2 separate regions of the Homo sapiens genome follow, and region 2 is linked to region 1. The links are chromatin contacts, found by Hi-C or POLR2A ChIA-PET in ENCODE. All regions are on one chromosome and are shown on one strand. Each heading gives the region's core, a stretch centred on a gene start or an enhancer-like site at or near the end of the contact. The rest is flanking DNA. Distances are from core to core; before and after follow the strand shown. Region 1 has its middle 50 kb from the start of FAM240B. Region 2 holds the start of FAM240B (family with sequence similarity 240 member B).

Region 1 (7,390 bases), core at 603-3,102:
GAATTGTGAGACTTTTTCACATGAAACCTTAGTTGTGCTCGCTGCTTCAGTATTTAGGTCAATTCCAAAAGTCTATTTAATTACCTTATGCCCGAAGCATGGCTCTGTGCTATGGTGGCGGAGAGTGGGAGAGGGGTTTTGAAGAGAAATGGAAGGGAGAAGAGAGAGGAAGCCTAGGCACCAGCAGCACCAAATACAGCAGCGTACAGAGAGTACAGTTCTCACAGCCAAAGACGCACGGAGCCACCCCAAAGCCGGGTGTGGCTGACATTTGTGAATTGGCATTCTGTAACTCAGGGCTCTATAAACCTTGCCACATGTGGTGAGAATTTTTAAATATCTCAACAGCCAATTCACATGGCTTCAAAAGCAATAAATTTTAAAACAAGAACTTTTGAATGGCACTGACAAAGTGTCCTCAGATTCATTATCACATTTACTCTTCAGCGCAGCCCTGTGAGGTTCACATCCAGGCCTCACGGAGGAGGACACTGAGGCCGGGAGACTTTCCAGGTCTTGCCGGGGATGGCACAGCTTGGCTTTGGTGCCCAGGACTGAGCCATGACTTAGGGCATGCGCTCTTTTCATTGTATTGTGTTCGCAACGATTGCCTAACAACTTTTTGTACGGTTTTTAAAAATTACTGCAGCAGATATGTCTGTGCTGAATGTAACTTAAGATGTTAGTTTGCTTCACGTAAACTGAAGCGGCTCATTTTCGGTCCCCAGCTTTTCGTCACGGTGCGTTTAGCCATTTGGCTGAACAAATAGAGGGACTGTTTCTTCCTCCTCCTTCTCTCAGCACATTCACCTTTTCAGCACAGAATTTTATGAATTCTGCTCCAGTTGTCCAGGTGTAAGAGAGGGAGAAATCTGGAGAAGGAATACTAATTCTATAACTTGGCAGAGACTATCTGCCATAAGCCTAATAGTCAATGAAAACCACTGAGCGTACACATTTCATTTACATTTCCCATCGCCAAGTGCAAGGCCCTGCCTTGGGAACTTTTAGGGCCATAACTGTGGAGTTTCAGAGAGCAAGTCTCAATTTACTAGTTAGTCCTTAATGTAGATGTTTGGACCACTCTTGTTTTTAAAGTGGTAAAACACACACCAGAACACTGTCGAGCATACACGTTTTGGATGTCAGATTGATTTTCAGGGAGGCAGTGGTCTGCAAAGCTGGCAGAGGAGTGGCCCGGCGCGGTGGCTCACACCTGCAATCCCAGCACTTTGGGAGGCTGTGGTGGGTGGATCACTTGAGGTCAGGAGATGGAGACTATCCTGGCTAACACGGTGAAACCCGGTCTCTATTAAAAATACAAAAAATTAGCCGGGCGTGGTGGCAGACGCCTGTAGTCCCAGCAACTCGGGAGGCTGAAGCAGGAGAACGGCGTGAACCCGGGAGGCGGAGCTTGCAGTGAGCCAAGATTGCGCCACTGCACTCCAGCCTGGGCGACAGAGCGAGGCTCCATCTCAAAAAAAAGAAAAAAAGAAAAAAAGAAAAAAAAAAAAAGCTGGCAGAGGAGCTCCTTTGGATAGAGGACACTTCAACTTTGATGGGGGCGGGGTTCCCCGGCTCTCTCTGGAGTGAAAACCCCGTGCACCACAGGGCACTTCCGTGAGCCGGAGGAGCAGCAGGGCCTGGCGAGCCCATCACAGAGGGAGCCTGCGGTTTCAGAGGCGACCACAGATCCGGCTGAAGAGCTGGTCCGAGAGCAGCTGGCTCTGCTGGGTGTGGCCAGCGTCTCTGCGGGGTACAGACCCAGCAGGGGGCAGCAGGGCCCTCAGCGCTCACATAACAAGCGCTGACCTCTGGGGAAGGCAGGCTCACATTTCCTCAAGGTTTTCTATTTGCACCAGATGAATTCAGTGTCAAATATGAAAGGGCATCTTTCCAAGGGCCGTTAAGAGAGTCTCGTTTACTATGTAAACAAGGACAGAAGGCATCGAAGCCGGCATGCCATTATTCCTTGGCTTCTGAACGTTCGAGTGGAACTGCTTGTCCCGTGATTGCTACTAGCATTAAAATATTGGTTGGATTGTCCCATGAACATGAAAGTTTACAGCAAAGAGTGATTTTTCCAAAAGAGGAGCTGCAACAGTATTTGAGTTCCGCTTCTACATCCTTAATTTTCTGAGGTTCCCTCAGAAAATCGGCAGAGTGGGTAGGATTCAGAAGGTTTTTCAGGGCTTCGATTAGTCGGAATTTTTTTTTTCAGTTCCCTTAGAGATTTATTTTGAAGTGCCCCTGCCATGACTTTTCTGCCTGCCTGTGTGGCTTTCAAACCTGACCACCAAGTGTTTAGGGGTGAGTCATTTTCCCACAGGTAGGAGAGTAAGAAGAGTCTCTAGCCCCCACGGGGAGGGTCATGAGAGCAAACACGAGAGAGGACTTGGTCCTTACCAGAGGTCATCTCCAAAAAAGTGAGGTGTTCCAGTGATCATTCCCTGACCGATGACTTCCTGAGCTATTTTCTGCAGTAAACAGTCTCTATGAGATATCATAGGAAATGAGTTTTAGACTTTCTTTCACCAAACATTTCTTTTATTGTTTTCCAGTAACATTTGCATTGTTTCACCCTGATCTCATCTATTCACCATTTGTGACATTTTTTCAAGCCTCGGTTCACCTCTTTTTCATGTCCCCTTCTGGTCTTTTGAGATAACACTTTCAGAATTTTGCCATTCTGCTATGAGGCCTGTGTCTATTTGCGTGAGAAGAATTCCACGTGGAGGAGGTGAGGGCCCAGTTGTTTGGTTTGGAGAAGCCCATGACTGCTCATTCGTCTGAGGCCCTGCCTATGCCAGGTGTATGGAGTACTTTCATGTGACATGTACAGCTCTTCCAGCTGAGCATAAAAGCAGGCTCCTCACCCTTTTATCAAATAATTGACTCAGAACTTTAACCAAGACAGATACAAGTATCTTAAGACCTGAATTTATTTTTTAATTTACTAGACATTGTGTTTAGTGTACTAATTACAGTGTATAATTAAAGAACAGCGTAGGGTTGGCTAACATAGAAGGTGGTTAAACTCTGGTGTGCAATACCCTCTCAGTAAACTTTTAAATGGCATGGGTTGTGGTTGAGTGATATGGAGAAAAGTCTTGGCCTTTGGTTCCTATTACTACTTCTCATCTCTTGCTCTTATTTACTGTTTTGGGCTGTTCATGAAAGGGATTTTTTTCTACTCCCCAGCTCTTGCTCATAGGTAATTCAATAATAGTTAAGTCATAAATATCTTAAATGAGAAAAGTTTATTCCTATTTAGATTTCTAATTACTCCGCAGAATTTGAATTCCACATAATTTGAGATTGCTTTAAGAGTCCACTAATAACCAGTGCTGGAGTGCTCTCTCATCACTCATAACGGGGCACTAAATGTCAAATGTTCATCTAGTGATTTATGCTCTTATTTCACAGCTTTCCTTAATTGCTTTTTACATAAATCTGAGAAATAGTGATTAAAGTATTGCAGGCTTTGGCACATTTATCATTAGCTTGTAATATCTTCTGATACAGCGTTAAGTGCTTGGCTAACAGAGATGAAGCAGTGCTTTAGTCACAGGGCTTGCCCTGCTGTGGAGAAGGCTCTGTTCCCAGAAGGGAATGGCCAGTGGTGCAGACTGTCCCTGTCTCAGAAGAGCCCATCCATTTCCTGGGAATTCGTAACCCACAGCAAGAAACATCACCTTCTAATTTTCCTATGGGATCATACCCACTAGATACAAATGATAATGAAATATCCTTTGCTGTTTTAATTTTTAAAACACTGAATGCTCAGTCTGGGTGCAGTGGCTCACACCTGTAATCCCAGCACTTTGGGAGGCCGAGGTGGGTGGCTCACAAGGTCAGGAGTTCAAGTCCAGCCTGGCCAATATGGTGAAACCCTGTCTCTACTAAAAATACAAAAATTAGCCATGTGTGGTGGTGCACACCTGTAATCCCAGCTACTTGGGTGGCTAAGGCAGGAGGATCACTTGAACCAGGGAGTTGGAAGTTGCAGTGAGCCGAGATGGTGCCACTGCACCTCAGCGTGGGTGACAGAGACTCTGAAGAAAAAAGAAAACACTGAATGCACAGGAAATGGGATCAGCCCTCAGTTTCTTCTCATACTTTGGCCCTAAAGCCCTGATAACCGTGAAAACTGCTTCTGAGGATGGAATGAGCAGGATCTTTGAACTAAAAAGCACTAGCAAATGTGTGGTGTCTGCTCTGTGGCATTCTCTTTCTAAGAACGTGTTGTCCTGCCCCAATCTGGCTGTCTCTTCTCTTGTAGGGTCATACAAGAGGAGAGAGGGTCATGGCAAGAATTGGTCCAATCTTTATAGATGTTCTTTTTCCAGAAAATGGGTAAAAACTACGTTTTTTTGTTTGTTTGTTTTGTTTTGTGTTTGACAGAGTCTCATTCTGTCACCCAGGCTGGAGTGCAGTGGCGTGATCTCGGCTCACTGCAAGCTCTGCCTCCCGGGTTCACACCACTCTCGTGCCTCAGCTGCCCGAGCAGCTGGGACCACAGGTGGCTGCCACCACGCCCGGCTAATTTTTTGTATTTTTTTTTTTAGTAGAGACAGGGTTTCACCGTGTTAGCCAGGATGGTTTCGATCTCCTGACCTTGTGATCCGCCCACCTCGGCCTCCCAAAGTGCTGGGATTATAGGCGTGAGCCACCGAAAACTATGTTTTTAAACATCCTGTAATGATAATTCATAATGGAATGGAGAAAAAAGAAAAGAAAAGAAGGAAGGAAGGAAGAAGACAAGGAGAGAAAAAAATAAGTCGCATGCACAGCACCCGTGGAAATATCTGAATCAGCAGCAATGCCTTGAAGCTCTTCAGAAATCTTCTCATTCCCCAATTAGAAACAGACCGAGCAGCCTACAAGAAAACTCTCAGCCTTCATTCTGCAAGATCATCACCAGGCATGGCCCTTGCTAAGCCAGTGCTGGGGAGGAGGGCATGAGGCTGCAGCCGGGGCTCTGCTGTGGACCCTGGAACCTGGGACTGAACTGTGCCTCAGCCATCAGCACTGCCTTCCCTCCTGATGGCCTTGGCCTCTGGCCTTCAGGACAGCTGCCCCTCCATTAAACATGTGTGAGATCAGACAATGGGCTGAGTTCTTCCAGTGTCCTTTCCCAACCCCAGATCTCCACCCCTTCCCCTCTTCACAAACACCTGCCCGAGTCCCTACTCAGGTCTCCGGTTGCCTGTTCCCACTCTCTGTGCAGCCACCACGTAGTTCCTGTACAGTAAAAGGTTAATTCAGAAAGTCTGGAGCATTCAAACCCTGTATGTTGAAAAACATGCCTGGCCCTTGGCCAGTTTCTGGGCAGTGACCTCTAGGTGCTCAGAACATCCTGCCTTACGAGAGCATCTTCGTGTACCTGGTGTCTCGGGCCACACCAACATGTGTGCTCACTGTGCGATTATTTCAGGGTGGAGGCCTTGGCCCATGCTCTTTCCATTTGACCACTGAAGAGGCTGGAGACTGAGTAGCTATGGTCAGTATACGGTATGAGGAGAGAATCTACCTCCATTCCCCACCTATTATGCCTGCACCACTGACTCATAAGTTTCCTTCCCTCGTAATTAGTGATGCCGCCTATAAACTCTTATTCTGGGGGGTGGAGCAGAGGAGGGGTCTCTGCCAGCAGCCTGTGCTCTCCAATTCATCTATCTACTCTTAAAACAGACCTACATCTGCATAGAGGTCTGTAATATATTTAAATTTTTCCAATACTCTTGATTTTTAAAGATTTCTTGGTGAATATTGGCACTTACCTACAGGATATTTTAGCAACACTTTGTCCAATCCTGCTCTCCCAATCGCATGGGGCTTTTAATTTGAATTTAATCTTATTATAGTATCCTGCCACTTATTCAAGTCTACTTTTATTGGTGTCTGTAAAGGCTTATGGTTTATGCCATGAAAGCTCCTGTATTTTTTTTTCTTTTGGATTTTTAGTTACTGTACTGTTGCAAATGGGATTCATCACCAGCGGCATCTTGGGTTTTTCACCTGGCTGTGCTGTGACCAGCATCTAGTTATAGGCATACAATAATGTGTAAAAACCACTACCTGTTTCTATGTTTGAAACTTCTGTTTAAGCAGTCAGCAAGCCAGAAATTACCATGACTACTATTTGCTAAGAATCCTGGGCTAGGAGCAACGCCCAACATTTAAAACTTCCCTGAGGACACACTAAATCGAGGCTTAAGATACCTGTTATCTCGCCCCTAGACCCCAAGAGCCATTGTCACATATGTGGGTCCTCCTGGAAAAGCAACCCAGGAAGGCAGTGAAAACCCATCCAATGGTTCCAGCCTGCCACTGGCCATGACATAGCTGCTTTCACCTTGACAGATCTTGTGTGGTTGCCCTAAAAATGCAACTAAGGAAACCATATGAATTCCTTGGTCACCAGGTACTTCATGCATGATCAGAACAGTCCAGCCAGCTGACTTGCAGCCCCTCCAACACGGGGAGAGATAAATGAACAGAAATCAAGGCAAGAGGCCAGGCGCAGTGGCTCATGCCTATAATCCCAGCACTTTGGGAGGCCGAGGTGGGCGGATCACGAGGTCAGGAGATTGAGACCATCCTGGTTAACACAATGAAACCCCGTCTCTACTAAAAGTACAAAAAATTAGCCAGGTGTAGTGGAGGGTGCCTGTAGTCCCAGCTACTCGGGAGGCTGAGGAGGAGAATGGCGTGAACCCGGGAGGTGGAGCTTGCAGTGAGCTGAGATTGCGCCACTGCACTCCAGCCTGGGTGACAGAGAGAGACTCTGTTTCAATAAAAAATAAATAAATAAATAAAAATAAAAATAAATCAAGGCAAGAATCCACGGCCACTCTCTTCTTTGGCTGGAGCCATGACAATATTGATAGTTTTGTTATAGCAATCAGGAAGGAGAAAAAATGCTTTAACTTGTCCCCAGGTCGTAACATGGAAAATAAAACCATTTTGAACCACAGAGGAGTGGACCAATTCAGGTCCTCACAATCTTTTACAGGTCAACATTTTCTCAAGAGGGAAAATCTTCACTCATTGTTCTGTCGCCCAGGCTGGAATGCAGTGGTGCAATCTCAGCTCACTGCAACCTCCACCTCCCAAGTTCAAGTGATTCTCCTGCCTCAGCCTCCCGAGTAGCTGGGATCACAGGCATGCGCCACCACACCTGGCTACTTTTTTATATTTTTGATAGAGACGGGGGTTTCACCATGTTGGCCAGGCTGGTCTCTAACTCCTGACCTCAAGTGATCTGCCCACCTCGGTCTCCCAAAGTGCTGGGATTACATGCATGAGCCACCAAGCCCGGCCCCTTCACTCAATTTTGAGATAAGACTATGGATTTCAGAAGGGACAGGCTCCTTCAGCAGTGTGA
Region 2 (7,203 bases), core at 2,501-5,000, 48 kb before region 1:
ACTTACAAAGGGCTTAAAGTAGTGTTTGGAACATAGGACATATGCCAGAGATGCTCGGTGTTATCATTGCTGTTGTTGTTAATAGTAAACCTCTTAGAGTCATGGAGCCCTTTGAGGATTTAAGGAAAATTATGAACCCTCTAAGAAAAAACAATGCGCCTATGCATACATGAGAAAGTTCCACAAGGTTACAAGCCCAGGCAGAGCCAGGGGCCTAACTTCGAACGCCTAGATATCTGTGTCACCCAGCTGACACCATCAACAGGATTTAGTGGCTGAGAGAGAAAAGAGGCCCCAGGAGTCTCCACCTGGGAAGGCACAGCCATCAGGAGGAGGCCAGAGGAAACAGAAATGAAGGTTGAGGGGGTGCCTGAGAAGAGGACAGGAGGGTCTCAGAGTCAGACTCTGCCCAGGTGGTGGTTTATCTAGACACTGCTATGGCTGGGTTCCCCTGACCATTCACAGTGGCTAGCTGCACCCAGGACACAGCAGGCTGGGGGGCAGGGCTGCTGGCACCCTTTGCCTTAGACAGAGCTAGCATGACAGTGAGGTGACACCGATATGGGAATGCCATCCAGGAGGGCCTTCCAGCAGTTATCCAGACCGCATCAACTCTAATGTCTTATTTTCCATATTCTGTGTGCACTGACATTTGGAGCCCTGATCCTGGAGAACCTGCCCCTCCAGGGCAAGCTAATTCCTGGAGATAGCACGTGTCTCCCTGCAAGCACCCCTGTGATATGCAAGTCAACCAGTCCAGAGCCCACACCCCACTATCTCCTTCCCCAAACTCTCCACACCAAGCCAGTATTTCCTTTAAGCCACCCAGGACCAGGAACCAGGCAATAAAGACCACCCTATGGCCCAGAGCCCACCAAAGTTATTCAAACTTGTCAATCCTAAGGTCACCATACCCATCCCTTCCTGCAAAAACCCCAAAAAAGGCTCTGGTCCACACTGTCCCCTCTTGCCTCTCTCTGCCTCCTGACCAACCCTGGTGCTTGCCGCATGCCCCTGCATGGCACGATGGCCGTACCTCTTCTTCCTAGGGATTTGTAAATATGAACTTCTTCCCTCATGACAGTCATTTCTGCATCTGCATGTCTTACTACACTTGATTAAAACAAATCCCAGGTACAGATTTTAATACACATACCTCACAGCTATACTGGAACTGGTCATCACACACACAAAGGAATTGGACCTCAGACTAGCTCCATGATGATGGGAATAAAGGGCTGGATGGTCAAGTGCTATCCACATATCACACGTGTCCAGGCCATGGCCAATAAGCCACTGGTATTATATCTTGCAATGCAAGATGTGAAAACAAGAAGTTTGGAATGAAACATCCAGCAAGAGACCTCCAGTTCTCTATTTACTGGTTCCTGTTTCTTCCCTCCCCACACAGGCCTGTAGGTACATCATTGTCACCCCCTTCTCACCCCACCAGACCCTCTACTTCCAGAAGGAATCTTCCTGGGGCTCATCTGTGAATGTAGATTGGAGCTTGAAATTCCCAGGGCTCTGTACTCAGGAGAAGGGTTAGGTTTCTAGTTTACAGCAGTGCCTATCACTGGGGAGGCTTTCCTTGGCCTGTTTGGCAGATAAGGTTTTTAAATAAATATAGACCTGATTGTCTTCTACAAGATATTTTGTCTGTCTGTGCTGTTTCTTTTTTTCTCTCCTTTACATCTCTTCTTTTGGGTCCCAGAGTCCAGTTGGTATGTACACCTCTACTAAGTGTACAAGATGCTCAGTAACCCCTGGGGCTCCCCTTCTCTTTTGGGTGGCAACATCAGGAAGGAAAAAAAATAAAATTCAAAAAGTGAAGTGGCATAAATTCCCTGTTTCAAAATAAGGAGAAAGAAGAAATGCTCGGGGTAGTAATAACTGTATTGATGATAATGGTAATAATAGCTTCCATTGAGTAAGTGTGCTTTTGTCCTAAAAGCTATGCGGGGGGGCATCCCTGCTTAAATTCTTGAAACCAGCTCCCCTTAATGGGTTCCCCGCTCTGCTCCTCCACCCATTGGGACCCTGGGCCACGGGCAGCTCTTGCAGCCTCTGCTCCTCCTTCCAGAAGTAGGGTCTTGCAGGGGCTCTGACCTGAACACATGTTCTATTGTCTCTTCCTCTTTCAGATAAACTCCTTGTATTGGTAGGGGAATGAATAGTGGAAGTGCTTGGGGCTTGGGCAGAGACATGTGCTGAACATCTCACTTTAGTAAGAGCTTGAGTCGGACAGCCTGGGTTCAAATCTTAATTCTGCCACTTTCTAGCCATGCGGCCTCTGTCTTCCCAATCAAATCAAAGATAAAGTCAAGATCAAAATGTGGACATCCCTATACTTATAGATTAAAACCTTATTTGAACTAGGAAGAGCATAAATGCTCATTCCTTAAAGTGGAACAAATTGTTAATTGTGCAAGATTCTATATTAGTAGATTAAGTAAGTGTTTACAGAATTGCTATAAGCCAAGTGGAGTAACACCACATAAGAAATAGTTTGATAACCTTTCTCTTGGAGTCTTGCTAATGGCTTCAATAAAGGCTGAGGCATCACATGTAGCCAAAATAACTTTCACAGGAGAGAAAGAAAAGGAGGAAAGAGGGAGGAAGGGAGGGAGGAAGGGAGGGACGAAGGAAGGGAAACTAACACCTAGTGATCTGTTAGCTGCTAATTATTCAAGTTTCTCTATATTTTCTTAAGTGGAAATATACAAATATGTATATAACTTCACTTCTGTGATTTCAGTATACTCCTTAGAAACATTTTTGTTGAGTTTTTTCTCTTTAAATTGTTGATTTTATATAGGTGGGACCCTGCATGACGGTTTCAGAATTAACTCCTCTCTTTCCTTACCAAAAAAAAAAATTTCATCTCTAAAATTTGGTTCTGCTATTAAATAAGGCATCCAGCTTAATGTAAAGGGGCTTATTAAAACACTTTCACAGACTCAACATTAAATATCACTTCAGCAGGATAACATCTGAACATCAATATTAGATGAGCTTGACATGTATAATGTAAGTTATAAATTTATACTCCACTGAACCAAGTAACGGGTGTGCAATTAGTAGCATAGTTAAAGGATTTGATAAAAACCAAAGCTATTTTTGTTATCAGATGAGTGAGGATTCTAAATGTTTTTCCTAAGGACAAAATGTGCTCCTCCATCATGGGATAAGAGCCACTCTAAAATGAGAAGTCGATCTCACTTGGATGCATTTTATTGGAAAACACTCACCGGGGTCAATTCCTGCTCCAACTGGTAGAGAACTCAGCAGACCATGATATGTCATCACCAGATTCCATTCAAGGATTAATGGCTCCAAAGAACCAGATGCCTCTCTAAGTCTTCCTGTAATGTTACACCCAAGTGTAACTCGTCCCACCATTCCAGTCCCCTTTACACACCAAGGTGCAGAGACTGGCTTTTCACAAGTCACAGGGGAATAGGGCACATGGATAATCCAGCCTCTGCTCTAAATCATCTCTCTTGGTTCAGGCCAAGTCATAGTACTTGTGGGACCTGCCAAAACAGAAGCTCGCCTTCTCTGGGGAGGGTGGGGTAGTACGAGATGGGATTTGTTTAGAGCCATCTCTCACCACGAGGGAAGGCTACAATGTCCCTGGAAAGATATTGTCTGGTTCTGGTACTAATTTGGCTCAAATGACCTTGAAAGGTTAAGGGATTTCTGTAACTCCTCCACTCCTTATATAGGGGCTGCAACAATGTGATTTCAGGACAGCATCTGTGGCCTTCCTGAGCCGGACCTGAGGAATCAAGAGCAGGCCCGGGAGTCTTGCCCTCCTTTGCACCCTAGCCGGGTATCACCTGCAAATTCATCTTTAAGGTACAGTACATTGAGCTTGTGTTGTCAAGTGTGGGAACATCTTGCAACTTGGGCTGAAAATTGAAACAGACATCACCCCTTATATGTGTGTCCTTTATTGACCACTTGAATTCATTTTCTCTTCACCTTGAACACCTACGCTGTACCAGTTGGGAATAACAGATGGGCCAGTAGATTTTTTTCCATCTCTGATGTTTTTCCATCTTTTCCTAAATGTCAATGATGCAGAAATTTCATGTTAAAGAGTGTGGAAAAAGCAAGAAATTCGGGTAAATCTCACAGAGCAAGGCTTTTTGGAGATTAACCAAAATAAAGATATGTCTCATGTTGGTTGATGGATAATTTAGTCCCAAGGAAATGTTCATTGTAGATGCTGGATCATGGAAGCTTCTCAGGAAGCTGATGGTGGGGTGATTAATCATGAATTTGGGGTTTTTACTTGACTAACCTGAGACCTGGGAAATTCAACTGTAGAATTCCCTTTCGTCTGAGTTGATACAGTTGACTCTTCCCTAGCCCCTCATCAGATAGACTCAAGTGCATGAGCCTCACACAAAGTCAAGCTTCAATAAATGTTATTTGATTAAATTGATATTTAATTTTTATTATAAAAGTGAGTTCTAGCACTCTTTAAGTGTAAGTTAATTAGAAAAGTAAACTTAAGAACTGCTGTTGGAATTATGACTTTTCCAAATTGGTAACATTTTACTGAAAATAGAACTAATCCTCTCAAGAGATGTACACTGTAGAAAAAACTACTTTTGCTGGGGGTGGGGGGGGATGCAGAGAAACAGAATTGCTTATTTATCGAAGAACAGTCTCCTTTTGCTAAAGCCTAATTATTGATATTTGCCCTTCACATATGTGCAAAGCAACTAGATACCCTCATTTGAAGGTGAAAAAACTGAAACACAAAGCCCCTGTAATTTTGAAGATACAGATTATTCCCTTGAACTTGAGGCTGATGATTTTTTCCTGACTATTAGAGCCAGATGGACCTCAATGAACCTGTAGATCAAACACCTCAACTCACAGATGAGAAGACTTACGTATCTTTTCCAAACTCTTTTAAAAAAAATAACTATTCAAAAAAGTGAATGAAATTCATAAAATAAAAAACATCAAAATGTATTTTAGAAATAACTGTATGTTAGTATTAATATGGTAACTCTAAGCCAAATATAGCATTCAAAGCAAATAGGAGAAACAAATTTTAATTGACCATTTAAAATAACTATCTACAGTTAGGACTTTGAACATTTTTTTTTTTTACTTATCTCAAACTATGTATATGTCCTATTAGCATAAGAATGCAATGAAACTGATTAATGTTTATGTTTATTTAAATTATAATTATTTTTTATTTTTGATGCAAAATTGAACTGAGAAATGTATTGGTTACTTCTCTATGGGCCCTGCCATGACTCATCAATTCATTAATTCAGCACGGTATTTTTTTGAGTTAGAAAAGCCAATTGTTTTCCAGGGTCTGTCTTAAGGTGGTCCATTCAGATATGTTCTCCTGAGTCCAAGACCTAAACCTGTGCTTGTCTTTTCATTAAGAGGTGAATACATTGACAGCCCATACTGTTATGTCATTGAGACTGAAAGGACCTCTACAGAAGAAGTTCTGCTAAGTCCACAAACATTCCAACACTTCCGTGACAGCAGAAGGCAATATGGAATTATGCTGTAAACATTTCAGGGTACCTGGACTTTGACCTGCAATTATACTTCTAGGAGTTTATGCTACAGATGTACTTACAGATGTGAACAAAACATGATTTACTCTGGAATTTTTTGTAATAGACCCAAGCAGGAATTAATTCAAATGTCCATCCATGCTAGAATGGTTAATTATGGCATATCCATAAACAGATTACTACACAACCATGAAAAACAATGTATGCTGACAAGCAAATATTTTCTTAGTTGAAAAAGGCAAAATGCAAAACAGTGTTTATTGTATGGCCCTGCTTGCAAAAACAATATTTTGTACACATACGTACGCATATATATGCTTCCAATAAGATGGAAATACAAATATGACATCATTAACAGTGGGTGTCTTTGGGAAGTGTTGCTGACTGCAGTAAAGTAAAATGGGAAACACTTCTTTATTTCATATCCTTCAGTGCTTTTTGAAATATTTTACCATGTGCACAAAACGACGTTCACATTTTTAAAAACAGAGTCTTAAAGGAGCATCTTTGCTAACAGTGTAAAACTTTGTAACTCTTGGCCGGGAGCAGTGGCTCACGCTTGTAATCCCAGAACTTTGGGAGGCCGAGGCGGGCGGATCACGAGGTCAGGATATTGAGACCATCCTGGCTAACACGGTGAAACCCCGTCTCTACTAAAAAATACAAAAAAATTAGCCGGGTGTGGCGGCGGGCGCCTGTAGTCCCAGCTACTCAGGAGGCTGAGGCAGGAGAATGGCGTGAACCCGGGAGGCGGAGCTTGCAGTAAGCCAAGATTGCGCCACTGCACTCCAGCCTGGGCAACAGAGCGAGACTCCTTCTCAAAAAACAAACAAACAAACACCTTTTTAGGGTGAGACCACTACTACACTCAGAGTCTCTCGCTATACTCAAGAGTATTTTTTAGTAGAGACGGGGTTTCACCCTGTTGGCCAGGATGGTCTCGATCTCCTGACCTCGTGATCCGCCCGCCTTGGCCTCCCAAAATGCCGGGATTACAGGCGTGAGCCACTGCGCCCGGCCAAAACTTTGTTAACTCTTTGACCAAATTATGCTGGGGATTTTCTTTGAATAAATGATGGCATGCAGTAATTTCCATGAGCATCCCAAATATGTAGACCATCCCAAGAAAAGGGAAACAAAGGGAGAAGCAGCCTAAGAGAGGGAAGCCGAAGCCCCTAGGAGCCCCCTGCTCTTTGCTTCCCTGGGCGCTTCCCTCCACACCTTCCCGAGGGTGCCGAGTGTGCCGTTCTTCCAGATGCCTAACTGCGTCCTCCGGGGGCTGTTCCATTTAGACCTGGCTGCCTCTCTGGGGTGCCTCAAATTTCTGAGGAGTTACACTTGATTGATGGAAAGCACACAGTGTGGGGCAGGAATGTGGGACATCCACCCCACAATTCTATTCTCACTCAACAGGATGACAGAGATCACTCATGAGCCTTCGTTCCAGGTAGTCCATTTCTAAAAGTAAACAATGTTTCTGAAAACGCAGCTATTTTGGGAAGTCAGTTCCTGGCTAGAGCGCACTCTTAAGAAATATACATAGCCCGTTTCCGGTTCAGGAAAAAAGTAACATTCATTAGTGAAGGCCAAATAGCCACTGGACTGGCAGTTTGGTGAAGCAGAGGGGAGAAACAATATG

The links. Hi-C counts contacts between places; a loop is a spot of excess contacts on that map. ChIA-PET counts read pairs that join two places held with the same protein, here RNA polymerase II (POLR2A). Pooled maps may share reads with other maps.
Region 2: a map of heart right ventricle shows a loop between it and region 1 (2.9-fold over the local background). The contact joins the promoter of FAM240B here to the enhancer-like site in region 1. A Hi-C loop is called at or near these places in 12 of 168 maps with a recorded cell type or tissue (A673, GM12878, IMR-90 and 8 more), 5 of 37 single-sample maps with no recorded cell type and 9 of 50 pooled maps. POLR2A ChIA-PET finds 5 or more read pairs at or near these places in 3 of 52 experiments (A549, AG04450 and IMR-90).

Annotation. Positions count from the first base shown.
Region 1 is chr9:38,666,918-38,674,307 of GRCh38, reverse strand. No RefSeq gene overlaps it. Among named protein-coding and RNA genes, the nearest start is that of FAM240B, 50 kb to the left of the region's middle. RefSeq lists an enhancer at 1,397-2,040. Within about 2 kb of position 1,852, at least 5 of the 41 ENCODE cell types and tissues checked have a DNase peak (open chromatin) inside an H3K27ac peak, as active enhancers do; they include Panc1 and heart right ventricle, where a contact is called at or near this core.
Region 2 is chr9:38,716,680-38,723,882 of GRCh38, reverse strand. FAM240B (family with sequence similarity 240 member B) reads left to right here and starts at 3,750. Exons shown (of 3, transcript NM_001394922.1): 1 at 3,750-3,861.